3 separate regions of the Mus musculus genome follow, and regions 2 and 3 are each linked to region 1. Evidence: chromatin loops called from intact Hi-C (ENCODE). Cell type or tissue: heart. All regions are shown on one strand.

Region 1 (8,000 bases):
GAAAGACAGAGGGGAGAGAGATAGAGACAGATAGGAAGACTGCACTCTGCTCAGTCACTCCACCCTGGTGGTCTGGCCCATGATGATGGACACCTTCAAAGGCAACAACCACAGCCCACCTTTCGAAGGAGTAAGGTTGCATCTGACCATATGTGTACTTCACCGAGAGCTTTCAACTGAGCCACAGAGCTGGCTGCTCTTCCAGAGGACCTGGCTACAATTCCCAGCACCCCACTGGAGGCTCACAACCAGCTGTAGCTCCAGTCTCAGGCACTCCCTTCTGGTGACCCCCAAAACACTCAATTACATTAACTAAATAAATTAACTAAATAAATTTGATAACTAAATGAAAGTTATTTCTTTTCTAAAATAAAGGTTTTTAGGGGGCTGCGTAGATGGCCGAGTGTTTGGGGTGCTTGCTGCACAACCATCAGAACCCGAGTTCAGATCCTGACACCCTCGTCAAGAGCTGGGAGCCTCAGCGTCCATCTGTAACCTCAACACGGGGAGGCAGTGAGGTGAATATCCCAGAGGCCCACTGGTTAGCCAGTCTGGCCAATCAATGAGTCACAGGTTTCGTGAGAGACTTTATCTCAAAAAAAACAAACAAACAAAAACAAAAACAGGGTGGAGAGCAATAGACGTGGGTACCAAAAAACAATGCCTGGGCCTGCACACACATGTGCACATTCAAGTAGCCACACTCACACACAGAATTATTAGAAATCAAATCTTAAAACACTCAAGTCCAGCCGCAATAATGAGCAGAGAAATGCTCTCATAATGGTTCAGGGCAAGCAGGGACTTTTGTGGTCAACTGAAGTGAGATTAATGTCTAGCATGGCCGCTTTTGTGGGGGAGAGCTCAGAAACAGGCTTCTCCTCCTCCTTGGCATGGGTCACGCTGCCACATCCAGCAAAACTCTAGTATGAGGCATTAAAACGTATCTCTGTTTCTGTAGCAACCATTGATAAAGATGGCAGATCTGCAAAACGGGCAAATAACATCTGAGATCCTGTATGCTCCTCCCAGGGAAGCAGGGCTGGGTCCCTTCTGTGGACGCCGAGCTGGATCTGACCAATTGAAGGTGGTCAGAGTGATGATGCATTGTTTCCAGGTCCAGAAGAATGGCAGCTTCTACTCTTACTGTTTGGGACCTCAGGACAAGCTATGCAATGTGAAACATGGGGAAAGGCCACCTGAGGGGGCAGTGGTCAGCATTCAGTATCAGGTGGTCGTCTACTGAGCTATCCTAGAGTCTTTTATCCAATCTACCAGCTAATGCAGCCCCATGAGTGGTCTGGATTGAACCCACATGGAACAGAAGATCTACCCTGCTATGCCCAGCCAACAGATTCATGGCAAGGCATTGTCTGAAGTCACCAGCTTCAGGGTGGCTTGTGACATAGAAAGGTAACTAAAGTGTGTGTGTCAAGCTCTTCCTAGACGGTGAGTCTCATGAAGACACAGAGTGGGTGCAGAAAAGACAGAGGGCAGTCACAGACCGAAGGAGGATGCTAGGAGGAGCCTGGGCACAAAGGCTAGGCAGGGCAAAGCAAAGAGACGGGCTCAAAGTCAACTCTGACTTCTGATGATGCAGAGAATACCACAAGAGGCATTTAGTAGAAGAATGTCCATGGGGTGAATAAAGCAAGAGAAAGGGAAGTGACTTCAAGGCACGAGGAGGATCCAAGGCAACCAGTGGGGGTCGGGAAGGAAAACTCCAAGGAGAAACAGAAAAACCTACAAAAGAGAACCTAGCGCATATGACAGGATTAGAGCTAGCAGAGGGGAAAGGATTGCAACACTCTTTCAGTCTGGAGAAACAAAGGGCACCAGGTTGGCTAGACCTCCCTTATGGGTACGTAGGTCATACAGCATTCAGCTGTCCTCTCTGTCACTCCTATAAAGCCACACATACAAAGTAGGCCCTGTCTGCACACACAGTGTGGAGTCTGTTGTTACCTCTGACCTCAAGGCCAACCCTGTTGCCCTTATCTACCTGATCCAGTTACTTGGCTCCTTAAACTCAAGGCAGAAGCACATTCTCAGGCCAGGAAGAGAAAGCTTCTCCAAGGCAAGCCTCTGTCTCAGGAGTGCCCAGCACTAACGGGGCGACCAGGAAATCCCCCCATGAGATACAGGACACAGTCCCCCAGAAGGAAAGATGGGGGCGCAAGAGCTCGGAGCACGGGAGCATCAAAGCCTCAGCTAGGTCAGAGGGGACGAAAACCAGGTCCCGGTGAAGTCAGGAGAGAGGGGACCCACAGGGGAGAGACGGCCAGCTTCTCCCTCACCCCGCTATGCAGCATCTCAGCCACACTGTGTCATGTCACACTTGGAGGAAAGGAAGTGGGAAACGCGTTCCGCCATCCCAAATGATTCCCTAAGCAAGCCTTTCAAACCCATTCATTACTGGCATCTTTTCTCTACAAATCAAACCTTCCCAACTCAAAGACTGCAGCATCCAGGAAATGCTGACTCAAAACACCAATATCGATACGGAGAAGAGGGGCTAAGGACCCTCACGGGGTGGGTTGTCTTTGTCTGTCAAAGTGGGTGATATCTCCACACACTATTCAATCTCCAGAGATCCTGTCGGCTTAATTTATGTGGCTCGGAGTTCGTTCCCTCCAGGGTGACAGGCGCTTCATCTTCCTCACTTGGGACCTTGTCGTTAGGACTGTCCAAATCCTCACTGTTAATTTTTTATATACCCAATTTCATCTTGAGGTCCTCACATTCCAGGGGGGCTCCTTGAGTGGCTGCTGCGTCAGATGTGTCCCCATCCTGTGATCATCGGTAGAGTCCCGCAGAGCAAGAGGGTGGAGTTTTCTCTACCAAGCTCCCGAAACGCTGGAGGATGTTTTTCCATGTCTATCCTATCTTTAGATAAGTCATTAGAGGGAAGGTCATTTCCTCACACACAAGTCAGAACTGGAGATTTTAAATGAAATAAAAATAGGAATACTTTATTCAGAAAAAAAAAAGCTAAGCTAAAATCAAATCACAGATTAAACGTGGTGAGGAAACTGTGACTTGCTGAAGCCAACTAAACGGAGCCAATTATCACCAGTCATAAACCATGAGCTCCGAGAGGCCCCGTGCCCCAGGACAATGTGTAATTAAATCTTTATAACTACAACAAGAAATGCTACAAAATTAGGTGAAGCCACAAACAGGTCCACACATTTCCCCTTCCTGTGACTTACCCGTGAGGGCAGGCGCAAGCCATTTCTGTGCTGGCAAAAGGCCTCAAGGGCCCCGGCACTCAACGTGCCTGAGCCACATCCGCCACCAGGCCTCTGAGGTGGGGTTTCCTTTGGCAACAGGCCACCAGCAATCTTTGAGTTTCTTATCAACTGTGGGCCTGAAGACATACAAGACTGCCAGTGCCCTGCTCCACAGGTAACCACGGAACACAGACTCTATCTAATGAGACAGATGGAGCGGTCTAACAAGGCAGCAGAAGGCACAGCTTCTGGGGGGCGGGGTACCCAGGGGCTGTGCTATGCACCTATGCTCCCGCAATTTTCACATCTGGAAAATGTGTCTAAGCAGAGCCTGACAATCACTGTGGTCACTGTCCTAGGGACTTGGGAGTGTTACAAGCTTGAAACATTAATATTAGGGGGCAGATTTGAAACAGTGCCTGAATTATGGCTAATGTTATGTAAGTCAGCTATTGTTGATAGTGATTTTTTTACACTTGCATTATTTAGGTACTTGGTGTGTGTGTGTGTGTGTGTGTGTGTGTGTGTACACATGCATGTGTGGGGGTCTCTAGGTGTATGTTAATTTCTATGTGTGTGTTTCTGTGTGTCTCTGTATGTTCATTTGTCTGTCTCTCTGTGTGTATATGTGTATTTGTAATGTGTGTGCTTATGTCTGTCAGTGTCTGTGTCCATGTGTGTATGTGTAATATTGAACATGTACGAAGTCAGAGGACAGCCTGCTGGATCCAGCTCTCTCCTCCTACTATGTGGGTTCCAGGGTTCAAACTCAGGGTTGTTGGCCTAGCAACTCCTTCACAAGTGGAGCTATCTTGCTAAATTTGTGTTTTAGAAGACACCATTATCAATTATTTTCCTACAGTGTCATTATTTTTTAAAGACTGCATAATAGCACGCATTGCCATCAGCAGCCAGTTACACTTACTGCTATCAATTTTAAAATTATTATTAGCACACTTTCTCTTTAGGACTAAGTTCATATGCATCGGGAGCTGGCTGCAAAAGTGTAATATTCATACAGAACAAATCCAGGGCACTGGCACTAGTAATGAGAGGGGGAAAAAAATCCAGTTCCCAGAACCACCACCGAGAGAGGTGTGTGGGCTTCAGTTCTCACCTCCTGCATGATGTGGTGTGGAACTGGAGATGCCCCAGCAGGAGGAACGGGAGAGAGGGTTCTTTGGGGAGAATGAGAAAGACAGAAGACACCTTGAGATCCCAGGAGGATGTCTGTGGCCCCGAGGGATGGATATTTGCCCACCATGACTATGAAAATCCTTCCCCTCCTCTCCTGCAACTTATCAGATCCAGTTAAGGTCTATGAAGAGAGAAGAAAGCTTTAGAGCAAATACACCCCGAGAATTTTCTATTGCAGTACAGGGCGTCCCTCCCAGTTACCTTATTTTGACCTATGACATAGAAGGTCAGAAAAGTCAACTATCTCACTCAAAATCACGGGGATGGCAATAAGCAGATGTCAGACCTTGGTCTGGCACACTGATTCAGGAGAGCAGGCCTGGGGTGTCTTTCAAAGAGTTCTCAGGACTGGAACACGGGCCTCATGTACACCCTTGGCAACCTTAGAGTGGGAGGGAAATTTCCTCTGGAAACTGCTATAGTACCCCTCAAGAGTGGGAGGCAGGCGGGGAGCAACGGTGCTGGGCACAAGCAAGAACCAGGCTGCCAAGCAGGAACATGGTCCTGTCATCCCTGAACAGCACAGAGATGCTATCCTCGAGCACCCATCTGAAAACCATGGGAACAGCAAGGGCCAGGGAGACAGCCCAGTGCATACGTGTCGGCCGCACAAGCGTGAGGACATGATTTTGAACCCAAATTAAGAGGAGCCAGTTATTGTGTCTTGCATTTGTGATCACAGTGCTGGCAAAGACAGGCAGGTCCACTGGCCTGCCTAGCCCAGCCTAATCGGCAAGCCCTGGACCAATGAGCCCCATCTTCCAGAAAAGGTAGACAGTACCAGCCAAACAGCAGCAGAGGTTGCCCTTTTACATTCATTCATGTGTGGACACACACAACACACATACATGTATGCACACATGTGCACGCACACACACATGATAATGATGATATCTGTGCTTCTAGATTGTTCCTTAGAATATGACTTAAGAAAGCTCCCTTCAGATCAGCTCTCCTACAGATAAAAAATATAACTCTGGATGAAAACTTTCCCAAGTGGTCAAGATATGGAGACAAGGCAGAGGGACAGAGGTCACGGGGCACCAGGTAAAATTTGGTGATGGCTTTTACCCTGAGATGGACCTTAGTCTGCATACGATAGAGCTACACAAAAATTCAGACAGAAATCCAGTTTCACTGGCTTCAAGAAATGGAGAGAGAATGGACAGATGCAGAGAAGAGCAACCCCTAAGTTCTACGTGGAAACCTTGCTCAAAGTTCTAGCCAATCCCTGGGCCACACGGACATGAGTCACTCCACATATTCGAACTATAGTCTGAGCATCCAACCAAGGTGGACAGAGCACAGAGGCTGCTGCTGAGGCTAAAGAGGCAGAGTGTGCAGCAGGGATCCAACTACTCCTTGGCAAAAATGAAATCAGTGCCCTGAGGAGAATATAACAGAAGCCAGAATGTCAATGACCCAATAACCAGAATGTGCACTGTACAGTCCAAATGATTATAAACACCGTGGCTGTCTCTGAGGAAAGATCCATGGAGATCCATCCCAAATTACCTTTAAAGGTACCATTCAAACAATGGGTTTAAAGCAATTGTAACTGCTCCCGTTATCTGTGCTGGTTAGTTTTTCTGAATAGACAGAAGCTAAGGTCATCTGGAAAGAGGGAAGCTCACTCGAGGAATTGCCTCTATCATCCTGGCCTCATAAGGCGAGCCTCTGGGGCATTTTCTTTTTTAATGTTTACTGTGTGAGATCCATGCTACCCCTGGACACGTGGTCCTGGGCTGTATAAGAAAGCAAACCGAACAGGCCAGCATTCAGTGCTCCTCCGTGGCCTCTGCTTCAGTTTGAGCATCTGGGTTCCTGTCGTGAGTTCTCAGGGATGGAGTGTGACTAAGTAGTAAGAGGTGCTAAACCTTTCCCCCTCGGGTTTATTTTGGTCATGGTGTTTCACTACAGCAACAGAACCCTAACTAAAACGGAAGTTTGTACTGGACATGGGCTTTGCTTTAATGGACCTAACCATGTTATTCCGAGGAAGAACTGTGGAAGCACCTGGAACCTTGGGCTGAAATGCTCAGGGCTTAACGAGCTGCTGTTATTAACGAGTGGGTCATGGCGGGGGCGGGGTGGCGAGAGACTTGCCGACCATGGAGGCCTGGGTCTGTGAAATTTCAGAGGAAAGCCAAGGCTCTATCGGGGTCATTCGTGTGATATTTCGAATTAAGGCTCTGTGGTTGCTGGTGGGGCTAAAATAATAAGCTGTGATTAACAAGAGACCAGCCCGACTAAGGGGGAAACCTTTGCCTTACTGGGACAATTGATGTCACACTCTCACATGGTACTGATTTTGAGGGCACGAGGGGATGGATCTCAGGGATTGCCTAATTGGCAGTGTATTGTGGGGCAGGGTCTGTCTCTGTGGAGAGAGGCCACTCATGAAAGTGCAGCCTACACTGCATTAGGAACCCCAAGATTGAAGGGGGTCATGGAGAGAAACTGAGGCTTGGCAGGCACCATGCGGCAGGATCGGAGCACCTAAAGAGAGTCCAAGAGGTCACTGGTGAAGGTGGTAGCCTCAGTTGCTATGGAGACCTGGGGAGATGCAAAGATCATACAAAGACAGCAGCAGGAGGTATGGAGTGAAGCCCGCCTGAGGCTACAGGACAAGCCACATGAAAGAGCTGGAAAAGTGATGCTGCCCAGACCCGTGGGAGCTCAGAAGACTCTGATGAGTCCAAGACCTGGGGATTATAGGCTTTGATTTACACAGCGAGTGTTGGCTTTGCATTGATTTGATGGTGACTATGTCCTAGCTCTTCCCATTCAAATGAGAAGAAAGTACCTGATCTTAATTTAGAGATGACAGAGGGGAGACTCTAGACTTTTAAAGGGATGTTGGCTACTTTAAGGAGAATTTGAAACTTTAAAGCATTTGAATTTTTTATAGACTGTGAGACTTATAAAGTTACAATGTGGTTTATATTAAGATATTAACATGAGACATTGGGGGTAAATAAAAAAAGGAAAGACTATGGTTTAGTAGTGATGTTTTTGTGTGTCACGCTGACAAGGGGTCAATAATGCATGATTTTTGTCAACCAGACACAAGCCAGAGTCATTTGGGAAGAGAGACCCTCAATTCAGGAACTACCTTTGTAAGAATGGCCAGTAGGCAAGTCTGTGGAGTGTTTTCTGGATTAATGATGGACATGGGAGAGCCCAGTCTACTTTGTGCCAGATCACCCTTGGACAAGTTGGTCCTGGGTTATATAAGAAAGCAAATTGAGCAAGTCGTGGAGAGCAAGCCAGTAACCAGTGTTCCTCTGTGAATTCTGCTTCGGTTCCTGCCTTAGCTTCTATCAAATATAGACACGACAAAGCTGAAACAAACCTCTCCAAGACATCTGTGGTTAATGGTTTATCACAGAGACCAAACTAAAATAATGTAGCATGAAGCTGTTCTAAGTTAAAATACACTCAAGCAAGCAAAAAGTGCTTTGCCAAGTTTCATGTATACCCACTTGCAGAATTAAAATGTGAAGTTGGGGCTGGAGGCATGGCCCAGCCGTTAGGACCACATGATGCTCATGCAGAGAATCTGGAGTT
Region 2 (8,000 bases), 99 kb before region 1:
CCAAGGAAGTAGGTGGAGACTCATGTCATGAGTGACAGCAAGCAACTGATGGGCTACTGTTTAATAGTAGCTCTGTGGGCCGGGGCTGTTCGTCATGGGTTCTCACTGTACTTTCTCCTTGTGGGTGGGGATTAAGATAGAGTCTTACTATTTAACCCAGACTGGCATTGTAGTCTAAGCAATCCTCCAGCCTTCCTCCCAAGAGCTGAGATTATAGATCCAGGTCAGGACACCAGACTAGAGTTTCTTTAGCGTCTCATCATTGCCAGCATCCACTTTTACTGAAAAGTCAAAAGGGAAGGGAGTGGCTTCCCTCTCGACGCTGAGCAGTTGAGCTGGGAACTGGGGGACCTCGCCTGCCTGCACAGGTTCCTGGTTAGCTTCCTGCTCGTAACAGGTTACATTGTCTCAGAGCTGAGAGCAGTCAGCCAGGCTCCCTGGTGAAAGTGTGTGTGTGTGTGTGTGTGTATGTGTGTGTGTGTGTGTGTGTGTGTGTGTGTGTGTAAAAGGAAAACAAAACATAGTGACAGAGCTGGAACAGGGCTGAGGGCAGGGCCGGGAATAAAGGGGTAGATCAGATCTCACCAGTAAGAATGAGAAAAAAGCTGACAATAACATCTCAGAGCCATGTAACAGGCCTGGCAGAAATGAGGATATTCTAAAGAAACATTTGTGGCTCTCCATCAGAAACAATGGACCCCAAAGAAATAGGAATTCCCCCAGGAATTTCATGCTGGGAAGGAAAAGGACCCAGCCACAAAGGAACTTTTCTCCCCAATAGAGACTTTACACAAATCTACCTTACCACTTTACAGGACAAGACTGAAGACCAGACTGTGACAGGCAAGGTGGGTGGGGGTCACACCTTGACCATGACTGAACAGATGGTGTCTTAGTTTGCTTCCAATCGAGTGAGTGATAGGAAGGTCACTAACAAAAGCAACTTGTGCAGTAAAGGGTTTGTTTGACTTCACAGTTCACAGTCTCTCATTGAGGAAGTCAAGTTGGGGCAGGAACCCGAGGCAGGAACCAGAAAGCACAAAATGAAGAAGAGGCCACGGAGGTAGGTGTGCTGGTAACTGGCTTGCTCCCCTTGGCTTGCTTGGCTAGTTTCTTACATATCTCAGGACCAACCTACCCAACCATGACACCACCCACAGCAGGCTCGACCCTTCCACATCTATCACCAATCAAGAAAGGGCCCCGCAGGCTTGCCTTCAGTCCAATCTGACAGGGGCATTTTCTCAGACGAGGCTCCCTTTGCTCAGATGTCAAGTTGACAACAATCTGACCAACACAGCCCTTACCTCTTCATCTTCTTTTCAATATGGCCACATTGAATAAATTTCCTGGTTTTGTTTGTTTGTTTTCTCTGGATTATACTATCAATCTGACCCTTGTAATTGATCTGACTCTTCTAATTGGCTTATTGAGCACGGATGGCTAAACCTGACTTGGGGCATGGGTTGCAACCCCCAACTTTGATACTATCCAGAGCCCAGGAGGTTAGGGGCTAGCCTGGGAAGACAGTGCTTGTCATAAAACAGGGTCAACCGGAAGCAAAGAAGAACTGTTGTGTTTGGAGCCGGCAGGCTGATGGGGCTACAGCCACCTGCAGCAGCCTCCCTCACGGCTGTAATGAAGGGCATTGGAGAGCTCCAGCAGAGAGCCTATGTGTGACTCTGTAGCCCCGCACAGATCTCAGATGACAGAATTCTAGGACAGATGGCACCCTAACCCACATTTTCCCAAGGAAGTTTACAGGCCCCTGTTTCCGAGATATCTGAAGGCAACCATTCACCAGCAAGATGCCCTCCCCTCTTCCTGGTAATGCAATTCCCCCCCCCCCCCTTCTCCTGCCAGGATTAGAGGCAGCCTGACTACAATTACATATTATGACTTTATAGCATAAGATCTTCCCCTTCTCTAATCTGTCAGAAAGGACCCAGCTCTATCACATGGGCCTGAACCCCTGACAAGCTACCCACCTATAGCATGTACGTCTACAGTGTTACTAACTAATAAATTTCTTACCCAAAAGGATTATCTGCCTCTGTGTCCCTCTGAAATCCAATTTCATCACCTTTCAGGTCCAGGCTTAAGGAGGAAAAAGCTTTCTATAGGCCAAATAGTGGTAAGGGAAGATATAGCTAGACTCAGGGCAGCACAAATGGGTTCAAGCTCACCCACGTGTCCCAGAGAAGTACTGACTATGATGCAGAGTGGGTGTCTGATGGAGCCTCTTCAGAAGGCCAAGCCTTCTGCTATATTGTCCCTGGCGGGATGTTCACTGTGCTGGTAACAAGCTCAAAGGGCAGGAATCCTCAGAGTTTCATCTTTCAACCAGCAGAGGCAATTCGCCTAACAAGGTAGTAGACATGCAAATTCTTAGGCCTGACCTCAGAGATACTGTTAGAGACAGTATTCTGTGCCCTACCTAAATTTACTCTCAGTGCAGAGTTGAGGCCTCTAAAAGGCAATTATGGTTAAGTACGGTCACAAGAGCGGCTCCCTGATCCATTAGGATTAATGTCCTATGAGACACCAGAGAGCTCATTGGCTCTTGCTCATAAGCAGACTCAGAGTGAGTAGCTGTCTACAAGCCAGAGGAGAGCCCTGAAAAGAAGCCGCAGGAATGGAACCCTGACCTTGAACCTTCCAGTCTCCTGGAAGGTCAACAGCCCATCTGTGGCATGGTGTTAGAGTGTTTTCAGATGAAAGAAAACTTCTAGGGTGGGGTCCAAATATCTGTGCTTGAGAAACTCTGCATAAGCCTTAGACACATGGTCACTCTCAAGGGACACTGGTCTAGTGATGGCTGAGACGGGCTTTAAACATTCATACTTCATGGTTGGAGAAAATCAAAGAGATCTTAGAGAGAAGACTATTCCAAAGATACGGGACTTGGATTGCCCTACCCAGAGCCAGTGGCTCGCTCATGGTCATCACTCTTCAAATATAGCCTGCGGTATGTGGCACAAAGCCTGACTGTGAAAAAGGTATTCACCTCATTCGCTCACAGAGGACTCGGGGCTCCTGTTCTTTTCTTCCAAGGATGGCTTGCAGTTGATGGCCAGAGATGCTACCTCCGAAAGCCCAACCTAGCTCTTACTATGACAGCGTTAGGGACAGGCCTCTTTATTCCATCTGTGTTTACAGTGATATGCAAATTAACAGTAGGTGACTCTTTCTTTCCACCCAATGGTCTGACATATGCAAAAATACATGCTTTTCATGTAGAAAGAGAAAAGTGGAGTCCTCCCTCCCCATCCTGGAGGCAGAGTATAGAAGAATTAAGAGGGTCCCCCCACCCAGAGTTTACCCAGGTGAACTCCCTTTCAGAAGAAAGGCATAGCTGGACACCAGCCTTGCAGTCAGCTGGAGCAAGCCTGAAACAATCTCTCCCCAGACAAAAGCAGCGACAGGGCAGCTCCGCACTTACTTCTAGGACTGTCCATTGTTCCACAACAATAGCGTCATAGCCCTGTGTGGTTCTGTTATCTTCTGTGGAAACAGCTTCAAAGATGAATACTCCATCTGTCAGGCCATAGAAGGAATCTGTGGAAAGAAAAACAACAACAACAAAAACGGTTGGGTGGTGGGGGATGTAAGCTGTCTGTGGTAGAAGTCTTACGAACGGTAAAAATCTTCACCGCCATTCATTAATAATCCCAATCAGAACATCTTTTCCGAGCGTTAATTAAAGACGGCATACACAGCCGCAGAGTCTAGCCCCATCAGAATGAATGAGACTAATTTACCTCACACTTTTGAATAATATCCTTGATTTTATGTGCCCAAATTTCATCGTTGGCAATCACCATCAGATTCACGTGCCTACCTTCCTGTTCGTGCTCCAGTGTCAGGATGCACTGGGAAGGACTCATCCAGGGCAAAACACAGCCGCTTACACAGATATTAGAGGAGAACTGTATTTAGGTAAAAGAGCATTTTTAAAAGGCAGGACAGATGGAAGACACCAGCATATCTGAGCTTGTCACTTGTGCTTTGATTCTGGGGTGTGTGGTGTGGTTGCTGTACCAGGGCTGCTTCTTGCAGCCTTGTCCAGAGCCAGGAGAGGGCTTCCCAAATGATTCACCGCTGATAATGTTCCTGGGGCACTGCCAGACAAGAGAGTGGGTCCTGTGTACGCTGCCGCTTGACAAGCCTAGTTATTATGTGTTCTGTGTGTTACAGTGTTATGTGAGAGTGTCTTACTGATGGGGTCTAAAAGAGCATAGGGCAGAGCCTCTGCCACACCAGACATGTGCCTTCTGCCGCCTTTTAACATGGTGCAGTCTGTCCTTGATTCATTTAGATGAGACCAAGAGAAAGAAGAGTAATTTAAATGCCGGTGGCCTGACTCCAGGCAAGGGTCCCTTTTAGAGATGGTCGTCTCACCCGTGAAACTAGGATCTGGGTGGATGATGCTTTTTGCCCTACAATCTGTTGTGCAAACCTTGCTCAGTCTCTGAACTGAAGCCCTGAGCCCAGGCTTGGTCTCTGGAAGAAGGGGAAGCTCCAGGGAGCTCTGCTTGCTCCTCTTACTCCAGATACGCACACAGGGAGAGCCAGGCAGGAAGAGAGGTTGAGAACGTGCCAGCACCTGGGGTGTGGGCTTCTAGCCTCAAGAAACAGGGAGAACTATGTGCCGACTTATGACTGAAGCCACCTACCCTGTGGGCTTACACGCATAGGCTACCCTGCTTCTATGGACATTTTGGGGTTCTGAACTCAGGTCCCCATGTGTGCCAAGCAAAAGCTCTGCCCACCAAACTTTATCCCACACCCCAGTTTAGTATGTTTTGTAAAAGTGTTTTTATAAATAATGCTTACAGATAAGTCTTCTTGATGGACTCTGAACATTGTAAATGCGAGACTAAAGAACCAAGCTGGGAGGGTGTACGGAAGATGGGCTTTCAGGGGTAGGCTCTTCAGACTTGGTTAAATGGCTCTCGAACGAGAGCTGTGCAGATAACATTCCTTTCAACACTGTCAAGAGTTCCTCTGCACTCCTACCACTGCAGGCACCAAGCATTTTCTTTTCAAAATTTGCCAATTTGATAAACAAAAGAAACTGATTTTTTTTCAACATTTAAGAGCCATGGAGAATTACCATCCAGTTTGGGGTCTTTGTTCATTTCTATTGGGCTTTTAGAGGTTTTAGGCATTGAGAAAAAACTATAGGTAAATAGTCAGCGCGGCCCTTTACTTATTTTTGTTGTTGCAAATAACTTTCTCTTCTTGCTGGCTTTTTTATTTTATTTGTGGAGAACATAAAGCTCTACATTGCTGTGTGTTGACAGTTTTGAGTCCTTTCCTTTGAGACTTGGAGCAAACACTGGCACTTCCATGAATGTCAGAGAGAGTCAAAGGCCTTCTGCTTTGTCTCCCTTCCCTTTCTGTAACAAAGAAAATGATCATGATTGTGATTTATCTTATTACAAGATATTCTTCTCAAACAGTCATTGAAAAGTACCAGTGGGTCTTGCTGGGCAGCCAGCCTAGCCAGAAAGGCAGGTCAGGCTCTGCCAGAGACTGGTTCAAAAACATGGCAGAGTGGTGGAGGCAGACACCTGAAGTCAGTCACCTGTACATACTACTCCCATACACAGACAGGCCTCTACTTACTCTCTCTCTCTCTCTCTCTCTCTCTCTCTCTCTCTCTCACACACACACACACACACTCACACACACACACACACACACACACACACACACACACACACGCCACTACATAATCTAGTCGTCATAGAAAATATTTAATGATCAAATTCTGTATTATCCTAAGAAAAAATACCCTGGGAATTTAATCAGAGAATACTTAAGAAACAATATTATGGGGGGAAAAATACAGACACAAAAGTGTCATTTGGGCCAACTGTGAATTTAAAAAATTATTTGTGTGTCTACGTGTATGTGTATGTGTGTGAGTGACTACAGAAGATTTAGGGTCTAAGCTCCTAACTGCTGAGCCCTCCCTCCATTCCCAAGTTGTATTTTGCTTTTTTTTTTTTTTAATGAAAAACATTTAGATTTATAAACTTGGAGAAACAAAATCAAAAGTGGTCATGAGCGGCGGAGTTAAGTATAATTAAAATTTTATTTTCAGTCTTCTTGCAAGATTAATAAAGGGGGCAACATAGGTAACCAGGTATTACAGGAAAAAAAAATAAGTTCTTTGTCGTCTTCTATGTGTCTCTTGAAGGTAGAACTATGCTCAGAGTTTTAGAAAAAAATGGAGGTACAACACAATAAAATTAACCTTCCTGAGTGACTCCTAGAAATGACAGACTGGACCTCCAAAAAGCTCGTGGAAACACGGTGCTCACCCCACCGAACCTGCCCCACCCCCTCCTTCATTCTGACATCTATTGAATCTGGCCATTATAGGCCAGCCGTGCTCTGGAGAGCTGGTGAGCAAAACACAGTCTGTGCAACCGTCGAGCTTACCAGACTCTTTCACTAGGAGAGAGGGGTCAGCAACAGAACGGACAAGCAGAAATGTAAACGGGATGAGGGAGCGAAGGCGTAGGCCATGGAGGTGGCTGTTTATCAAAGGGGTGTATAAACGAGGGCTCCCTGGTCTGAGTAGACACATTATGGTGGCTAGCTCTGTACACTGGACACTGTCGGAAAGTGTCAATCAGGGACTGTCTAGGCCAGGTTGGCCTGTGGGGGCTGGGGTAGTATTAGCTTGAAATTACTTTGAGAAGAGAACAGGTGCATACTGTGCGTGGCATTCTTTCCTTCACAGGGCATCCCCAAGTGTATAAGACTGCAGCGATCTGGAAATGGGCACAGGCGTGCACTGACTCTGTTCTCGGCTCTTCGCTGGGGACGTGTGTAATCTGACTACCTGCTCTGAGTTCCTGCCATCTTGACTCCCCGGCTAGGATGGACTGTGATCTGGCATGGTGAGCCAATAAACCTTAGGAGGCTTTGTCTGGTACTTTATTACAACGGGAAAAGACACTAAGAGGTAAATAGATGCACTAAACAAGCAAGTCATACGAATTTATAGGGCTTGTGAGTTCCCGGCAGAAAGGGGGGGGGCAGCCTGTGTGCAAATTCAGAGCTGGGGGGGGGGCATTCAATTACAGATGACATGCAGAATCCTAAGAAGAAATTTGGGGCTCAGGTGACTGGTGGGAAAAGAACTGTCAGGAGATGTCTCCAACTGGCTCAGGTAAAGAGATAACAGTAGGTGAGAGGCAGAGCCGGAGACCATGTGTGTGGTTGAGTTTGACCACCTATGTCACTGTTACCACTTTGAAAGGACATGCCTCAGGTAGCCAGTTGTTTCCAGGAAGACAAAAGAGACATGAGACAGATCTGCCCCAGTGGAGCCAATGAACTCGGGAATGGTTAGTTACACGGCATTACTGTGGCCATTGCTGACTGATAAGCAATGTTCACCCTAGACAAAGTGAATGAGACCAGTGTGCTTGCTCAGCTTGGGGTTGGATCTTGTCTTGAATGATAAAGATGCTTGAACAGCCCAACTGAGTGATGATTATGGGAGCACCTGGAGCTTTGTCCACACTCCTTTCATTAAGTCCCCCCTGAGTGAGCCAACACCTACTTATTCCCCAGTCTGGAGTCTACCACGAACCCTCCTCAGCAAGGGACACACTTCCAGAGTTGTCCCTGAGTGTTAGCATGCTGGCCTCCTAAGGACACTTAACACAGATAACCAGGGAGAAGCATTCTGCAGCTGAACAACTTTATAGGTACCCTGGGGCCCCAGGATAAGCATGGCCCAAGGTTCTCAGCCTCACTCCAGGGGAGAGTCCCTGCCACAGAAGCAGCACCCAAGCTCCTTAAGATGAGCTTCCTCATTCCTGATGTATGGGTGTTCAATGCTGGTAGAGACACAGTAGTTCCTTCAGGATTGTGCAGCACAGTACACAACAGTTGCTCTAGACTTCTATACAATGTCAGAAGAGGCTCTTTGCCTCTGCAGGGTCTGTCTCTGTGGAATTAACCAAGAGTAGACA
Region 3 (8,000 bases), 84 kb before region 1:
TTTCATCAAGCTATTCCATCCTACAGAACCAGCCACCTGAATTGTATACAGCCCATGCAGTTCGGTCCTTAGCCCTAGCCCAACTTCCCTTCCAGTCCACCTGCCTGACCCAAGATGCTGTATCGACCCCAGAAAAGATTTCAAACAAGAAATCCGGCCCTGGTGCGTGCAGATGCAGTCACCAGACGATGAGAATGGGGTGCCAGAGGAAAATGTGTGAAGTGAGGACCCAAGCCAGGGAATGAGGCTAGGGAGGGAATGGCTGGGTGATGCAGCATCATCTTCTGGTCCTGGGTGCCTCAAGTTCAGTACAAGCAGCCAAGAGTCTGATCTGGTGTGTCTTAGGATCCTTCAAAGTAGACCCTCCAAGCTTTCCCATGCAAGCAGCTGACACTGCTGTAATACACATCGTATGGGTTAGCGGTCATGCTATTTGAGCTCACTGAGAAGCTGAGTCTGCCTGCCCCCATTTCAAATCCAAGCGTGCTTGTCTCAAGCGTCCACCAGGAAGAGTTGTCTGGGAAGGGGCTTTCCTCCCAACTCTGTGATGGAGGAAAGAACAGCCATAAGGCTGGAGAGGGAAACATTGTCCTTTGAGAAGAGGCAGATGCCAGCTTTTATCAACAGACGTTACTATTGCATATCCTGTGATAGGAATGTGCCCACAGCAGGGATGAGGAGCCAGTCCAGCCGTGGGAAGCTAATCTGTGGACAGGAAGCTCAGCTGGAATTCTGCCTGCCTGCCTCAACTTCCTCCACCAATTTCTGTTGATGTTTTAAGTACCTGGATTAATGACATTTTGTTGTCTGTCTGTCTGTCTCTGTACCTACTTACTTACCTATCATCTATTTGCTGTTTATTCTTGCTGCACACTTAATAAACTCACCCACTCAAACCAAAATCATGGCTATCATAGAATAATCTGCAGTGTCTACAGAACAAGAGATGATGCTGGGAAGACAGAGCGAGCAGGGATAGAAATGAGGAGATGCAATGTTAGTGAGCAGTTACCACAGGGCAGCTGTGCCTCATCAGGGACACAGGTCCACTGGGACAATGTCACCTTAGTTGCATCCACTAAGGACGAGACAACTGAGGTACCCATCCACTTGGACCGAAAGTCACTTCTGAAGCACTCCTGGCCAGAGCTGTCCACAGGTTTGGTCCAGAACATGGCCCTATAGTCGGTTACAGTTAGGCACAAATGCAACAGGAGCAATTGCTCAGAGCTGCTGCGTTGGAAGAAGGAAGTGGGAATTTGGTCGTGGTCACAGCTGGTAGCACTTGAACACACAGAAGACCATCTTCACTCACGGGGTGCAGTAAGAATAAGCACCAGTCTCCCGAAAGCGTCACGCAACAGAGAATGAGTAAGGCCGAAATGAGAAGTGAAGAGGCTGTGGTGGAGGAGGGCGGGAAGGACAGCTAGGTAAGGTAGGAAGGGCTGGCAGCAACTAGGCTTTCCAGGCTCCAACCTCCCCAGCAGCCTGACACAAAAGCACATTTCTCAGGAAGGAAGGGAGAATGGCAGATGAAGAACCACAGAAGAATCAGCAGCGATGGGATACCAGGAGAGGCCTGATCTCACACAACCCTTTAGTCAGATCCACTCACAGGGACACCAGCCAAGAGAAACTACCCCCAAAACCACTTGCTTCGATGCTCTCGTGTCCCCCAAACTCCGACACATTTCGAGTGTGAGCAGGGACCAAGGATTCCGAGGAGCCCCAGGTTTGTTTCAATGTTCTCTGTTGTTCTATAAGCTACTATGATCCCAGCTGGAAGCAATTTCCAGATGTGGGAAAGTCCCAAAGGAAGGCATTGTTTGTGAGAATGGCTGAAGGACTAGGCTGGCAGAGCAGCCAAAGAGTACCAGACTGTCTTCTTGTCCTGCCCTGTGACATGACATGGGGCCTCGCCACATTTCATTTGGAACTCTTATGCCTTCCAAGGTCCCTGTACCACGGTGAATGTCTCATGTGTTTGTGATTGACACGCGCAGGATAAACGGAGAACATGGAGACCCGGGCTGGGGACGGGCTATGCCATGCAGGCAAGCATGGCAAGGGAAAGGTATGCTGTTCTCAGGCCACATGTGGGCCTGAGCTGAGCTATAGTGTAGATAGAAGCTTGTCTGCATTTATGGAATCAGAGAGCTGCAGCTTGTGAACGAGCCACAGGGATGGCTGGATTTCAGTGTCCAAGGAGAGCTGTGGTTCAGAGGAAACAGAACCGAGAACTGAGTCTGAGTTGTGGGCACCATAAGCCAGACTTGGGGCAGTCAGCTGAGCCTGGAGAGCCAGGCATAGCTGGGTGGGGACTGCAAGCTGCTCAAGACATGGGCAGGGGGAACTGAGATGAATGTCTTCTATTAAGGCAGGGCTGCGGGTGCAGTGATGGGAAGGTCCACTACATCCCTGAACCTGTGGAAGGCTTCTCACTTGTCACAGGCATGGTGCCAGCCCAGGACATCTCTGAGCCAGCATGAGGCCACCTGACATGGCAGCTCACGACAAACCCAGCAGACCCAGATGTAGGTACCTCAGCCAGGTGTGACCTCCCACGATACCTGATGCTCTCAACTTCCACGGGAGGTTCAGGTGTATCTCTCAGAATCCCTGACAGTGAGTGGCAGAGCCTGGGATCTTTCAATCCTCTCAGACTCTGGGCTCATGCCCCATTCTTGTAAGAGGTTAATTTAATAGAATACAAAGTAGATGCTGGTAGCCATAGTTGGGGACATTTGTTCATGGACTCAGTGGGAGCCTAGAGACGTCGCACCAAGTGGCTCAGGTGGAGGAGGCAGAGTGACAAGGTCTAAGTACCTCCATAAACTCCGGGAAGAAAAATACACAGCACAACCACCCCAGGCCTCAAATCTGACTGCCTGGCACAACACCCCTGCTCTGCCTAGCACACCCAAGTGGTTCTTGCTTCTTGATCAAAGGTATTGTAAGGGGTACTGGGGTGTATCTCACAGTGACTTCATATCATCAGGAAGTCCCCAGGCAAGAAGTCCCCAATTAATGAACAAGAAGATCCAGAAGGGTATAATACCTGGACCGCCATGCAGGAATGGGGACAGTCCACCTGCTCTCCCTGCTGACACTAGCACCACAGTGCAGGAATGGGGTCAGCCCAACAGCTCTCTCTCTGAACATCTGGACCATGATGCAGGGATGGGGTCAGCCCACCTGTTCTCCCTTTAACATCAGCACCACAATGCAGGGATGGGTCAGCCCAGCCATGTTCCCTGTAGCTCCTTTAAGACCACTGTGAACTGTCCCTGACTGGATCTACTGCTAGCTGCTTCCTACCCAAGGGAGGCAATTTCTGCAATCCTTTTAAAGTGTCTTGCTGTGATTGCAGAAAGAGACTTAAACATTACAACCTCTTTAGGGGGCAAGCAGACAGCTGAGCAGGGTATGGGATGGTGAGGCTGGGGTTGGGTGCCCTGTGAGTGTTTTTCAGGGCAGGGCAGTGAACAGACGCCCCAGAGAAGGAAACAAGCTAAACTCCCTAGGGAAAGGCTCAGGAGAGAAGCTGGGGTCAGATAAGGGCTTTGACCTGTGGAGACAGGGTCCTTAAATGTCCAGCCTTCAGGAAGGGAACGGTCCTTATCTGTGAGCTGGGAGCCACAGTAGCATCTCCTGTCATAGTTGTGGTGAGTGTAATCGAGATAACACCTGGGGAAAACTGGACCAAGGCCCTCCACTAGCAACGTGTGTCTACCAACTAATTTGAAAAGGCTGGAGATGGAAGGAGAGTGCTGTGATTGCTTGCAAGGCAGGGTGGGGGCTGCTGATATGCACAGAGAGAGAGAGAGAGAGGGAGAGAGGGAGAGAGGGAGAGAGGGAGAGAGAGAGAGTGAGAGAGAGAGCACGAGCTGTCTACTTGGGAGGACTAAAATGGGCTGTGTGGCTCAAGCCCCTGGCCTGTCTCCAGCTGGAAACCCCCTTCCCACGCACTGTTGGACTGAGGCCTCCGTGACACATTAACCCACCAGTGACCAAAGGATTTGAATTTGCAGAAAAGGACAAGGACCCCAGGAAATGGAGACTGCAGGCCTAAGTGCTCTGGGCATTACAGGAGGGTTTGGTGTCAATCTTCAGCCATAGTAGAACCTGGGCAATGGAGAGAGAGAGAGTCAAGGAGCCCTAGAGCAGAAATAGGGCACTGGACATCTGGGAAGGGTTCTAGGAAAGGGTTAAAGGTCAAACCCAGAAAGTGAACCTTCTCAAGGTCTAGGAGAAAGGTGGGTTCTGGAACACAGTCTCCACACTCCTGATAGACTCTTGGGATCAACTGTCTCATTTCTTCTTAAAAGGATTCTGTGAGGGGTAGCACTGTGCAGCCAGGGCCCTGAATAAGAGCTCCCATGGGGATGTTAGTGGCATGTATCTGGACAAGACGACCACCTAGCTAGAAGGTGCACACAGACATGGGTTTTCTCTCCATGGTGCTGCCTGTCTCCCATGGCTGCTATGCCTCCCTCCCGGGTTTCATGCCTGACCTGGACCCTCATCTTCCACATGGCTCTACAGTCGCCCTCCCTCTCAGAATTTAGTATGCTCAGCCCCCCAGCCTCACGATGGAGCTTGTCAGACCCTCACACCAGATCTAAACCCAAGCCACCATCAAGGTGAGACAGTAGTCTACCTCAGCGAAGTGAAAAAAACCCTACCAGTATCTCTAAACCAAAGATCAAGGTCTTGAATAAATGATAGCTCTACTGTATTTCAGAATTGAGGCAGTCCTTTCAGGGAAACCCTGCCATTAGATCTCAGATCTGACCATCCCATCTTTTTTTCCTCAAGAAGTGCTGACTTAGCAAAAAATAAATAAACAAAATAAAATCAACTCACTGCCCCTATTCTCAAGCAGCCAAATCACTTGCAAGAGGTCAATTTCAAGTGTTTTTAGCTAATACAGAGTAGAAATGGTGACTGGGGACATGGTATAGAAAGGTCTAAACAAATACACTAAGGCAACTCTGTGGGTATTCTATTGTCAGGCAACTTATGGTCACCTTCCTAAAGCCAGAGAGGGCCCCACTGCTAACATAAGGACCCACACAATGGATGGGATTTCCAGGCAAAAGTAGAGAAAAGGAGACTATGAGAGTTACAGAAGGCTTCAGGAAATCTTTTCATTCTATTACACTGGAAAAGCCAAGTAGAGTGGAGGCATGGGTGGTGTCAACCCTACCTGCCGTCCTATGCCAGGGGTGCCAGCTCCCAGCCCGGAAGTGGTAAGAGAGCTCACTCATAAGAGTGCGTAGAGAATAGAGCGATGGCCCCTTTAAAGGATGGCAGAGTCTGGTAACTGGGAAGTATAATAACTGCTGTCTGTTATGGGTGGGTTGCTACATGACATCATCAAGTCATTAGCACTGACAGAGAAGACCCACAGTGGTGACAAAGCATTTTCTCCATGGTGCCCATCTGTCAACTGTATGTGCTTCTTGCATTCAGAATGCTTCCATCCGAGCAAGCAGAGCCATTACTCTCTTGCGTGGTACGCCCTCCTCCCTGCTTTCTCACTCCCTTGTTTAGGCAGACACTCAGAAGCAGAACGCCCAAGCTCACTGGAGAGTGGTTCACATTCTCTGTATGGGTGTGAGGGTGGAGAAGGTCCTGGCCATCCGGGAACACTGACTGAGACTATTTCGTCTAGAAGCCACTTTTGGAGTCCTCGCAAGTCAGTTTCACTGGGCTCTGTTCACTCAACATGGTCCACAGCTGCAGTTGGTAAACAGCTGTGTAGCCCAGACAGCTACTTGATAAACTTTCTCTTGTCTACTGTGTCTTCATACTAATTTCATTTCCTTTTCCCTAAGAGGCCCTGGGGAATACTAAAAAAACCTCTCTTTAAGCAGGTCAGAACTCCTGGCATTGAACACTTACTCCTGGAGGGCAGCTCTTCAGGCCCATTTGAGGGGTCGCCCTCTGATCTATCCAGTGCTGGCTGCAAACCCCGCAGTGGAAACTCGCCAGCCTCATTCTCTGCCGAGGGAGAGGGAATGCCAGGCTGCTGGGCACTGGGCACGTCCCCTGTGGATCCTGGTTTGGTCTCCGGTCTTCGGTTCACTCCTGCAGTGGCAGCATCCGTCTCTGCAGCCTTCGGAGTATCATTTTCCAAGGATGAACGGTCCCCTAAGGTGCATTTCACATCCCTGGCATCTTCAACACTGTTGGCAACAGGCTTGAGACGCCGGCTGCCTGCTGAGCTCACCGAGGGCTGGTACTGGGGCACCACGCTAACAAACTTCAAGCCCTGACTGGCGGCCTCCTGCACCTGGGAGACAAAGGAGACAAAGGGGATTTTGTAAATGGGACACAGCTAGGCACTGAGACCACTGTGGATTCCCAGTGTCAGCACAAGCTGCGGAGGCCTAAAGGGTGGGTCTCACTGTTGAAAACACTTAAGCATTTGGTTATTTATTGAAGAGTCTCTCTCTCGTGTGTGTGTGTGTGTGTGTTTGTGTGTGTGTGTGTGTGTGTGTGTCTATGCCATGCTACACCCATTTATGAGCTGCCTGACACAGATGCTGAGATCTGAACTCAGGCCTCTGCAATAGCAGCAGTTTTACTACTTAGCTGCCTCTTTACTGTTGTTGTTTATATAATTTTTGAGACAAGATATCACTGTGACGCCTCATCTTGCCTTGAACTACAGATCCCCCTGAGCCTGCTTCCTCGGTGCCATAATGTCTTTTTTTTTTCCTTTTTTCCTCTTTGGTGAGTGTGTACAATGCCTATGTATGCACTTGAGTATGGACACCAGAGGCCAATATGAAGTATCTGTCCTTGATCGCTTTCCACCTTTATTTTTGAAAAAGAATCTCTCGATGAAACTCATCTATTTGTTTAGGCTGACTGACCAATGAGCTCTAGGGAGCCACAGCTCCAGGGCCCAGCGGTAGATTACAGCATGCATTGATATGTTCTGTTTTTAACTTGGGCTCTGGGGGTCCTGACTCAGGTCCTCCTGTGTTTGTGGAACGCGCTTTACTGGTTGAGCAGCTCCCTCAATGTTCTAATCTCATTTTTCATGAGTCTGGACAAAGGATCTGACAGAATAAGCTCAAATAGAATTTGAAGAAGGAAGTTCTCATGGTGACAGTTTAATTTTTCTCCTCCACCATCCCAGGAGGCTAGAGTACAAACTCAGCACAGCTGCCCCACAAGCCCTCACTGCTGGGTGGCAGCACATGATCCCAAGAGCCCCCTTTTGAAGGCAGCACTTTAGGCAGAGGGCCTAGGTGGGGAATCTGATGGGCATCCTTCCCCGTGCTGCCTGCCCTTAGGCCTGAGGGAAGCCATGGTACCCTCGGAGCACCCAACCCTGACCCACAGCTAATACTGAGCCCTTCGATCCCCAGTCCATGGTACATATCATCTCACGCAAGGAACCGGAAGCTATACCCTCTCACTCCCTGAGCTCAGAAGAGGAACGTGACCATCTTTCTACAAGGTATCTTGTGACACATGAGCACTCCATGAAACCAGCCCCAGGCAGTTGAATTTAGTAGGAAGGACACTGAAAGAATAATTAGAAGTAATCGCATAATGAATCCAATCAAATCAGCCGAAAGTAGGAGGTGGTCTTCCGGAGATTTCCCCGGCAAGGATGCTCAAGCCCTGGGACCAATGAGCAAGGAGGAAAGTCACAGAAATCTTAGTCTCTGACTGCTAAGTGCATGATCTCAGGAGCCCTCAAGGCTTCTGCAGTGCTCAGCTATGATCAGGAATCAGCAAGAAGTACCAGCATGGAGCTACTGGAGAAGTGACCTCTGCGGCCCTCCTCACACCAACTATCCTATGTTAGTTAAACTGTGTCATCTTGGTTCCACACAGAATATTCCAGAACACAAAATCTACACCAGTTGCAGATGTACCCAAGTCTTTTATTTTAATGAAAGCAAGACTAGCAATAGTAGACCTACTATGCACCCACTATGGTCTGGGCGCTGTGCTGACATTTACATCGTGTTCTG

What was found. Peaks named below come from ENCODE experiments on the same cell type or tissue, not always from the same donor. Only the 100,000 strongest peaks of a DNase experiment are listed, where the experiment ranks them.
Region 2: it touches region 1 in a loop (2.2-fold over the local background); 2 of 42 quality-filtered maps call a loop at or near these places.
Region 3: a loop joins it to region 1, with 2.0 times the contacts of the local background. A loop is called at or near these places in 5 of 42 quality-filtered maps.

Annotation. Positions count from the first base shown.
Region 1 is chr17:50,132,876-50,140,875 of GRCm38, forward strand. The region is part of intron 2 of Rftn1 (raftlin lipid raft linker 1); the gene reads right to left. Among named protein-coding and RNA genes, the nearest start is that of Rftn1, 54 kb to the right of the region's middle. In heart, no CTCF peak of the experiment used is centred here; DNase peaks (open chromatin) are centred at 2,781 and 3,266.
Region 2 is chr17:50,033,499-50,041,498 of GRCm38, forward strand. It overlaps Rftn1 (raftlin lipid raft linker 1), which reads right to left. Exons shown (of 10, transcript NM_181397.2): 7 at 3,443-3,558. Gm52302 (a long non-coding RNA gene) reads left to right here and starts at 984. Exons shown (of 3, transcript XR_003952350.1): 1 at 984-1,063; 2 at 6,758-6,917. In heart, no CTCF peak of the experiment used is centred here; DNase peaks (open chromatin) are centred at 393, 3,403 and 4,593.
Region 3 is chr17:50,049,330-50,057,329 of GRCm38, forward strand. It overlaps Rftn1 (raftlin lipid raft linker 1), which reads right to left. Exons shown (of 10, transcript NM_181397.2): 5 at 5,908-6,298. Among named protein-coding and RNA genes, the nearest start is that of Gm52302, 19 kb to the left of the region's middle. In heart, no CTCF peak of the experiment used is centred here; DNase peaks (open chromatin) are centred at 1,312, 3,602 and 5,592.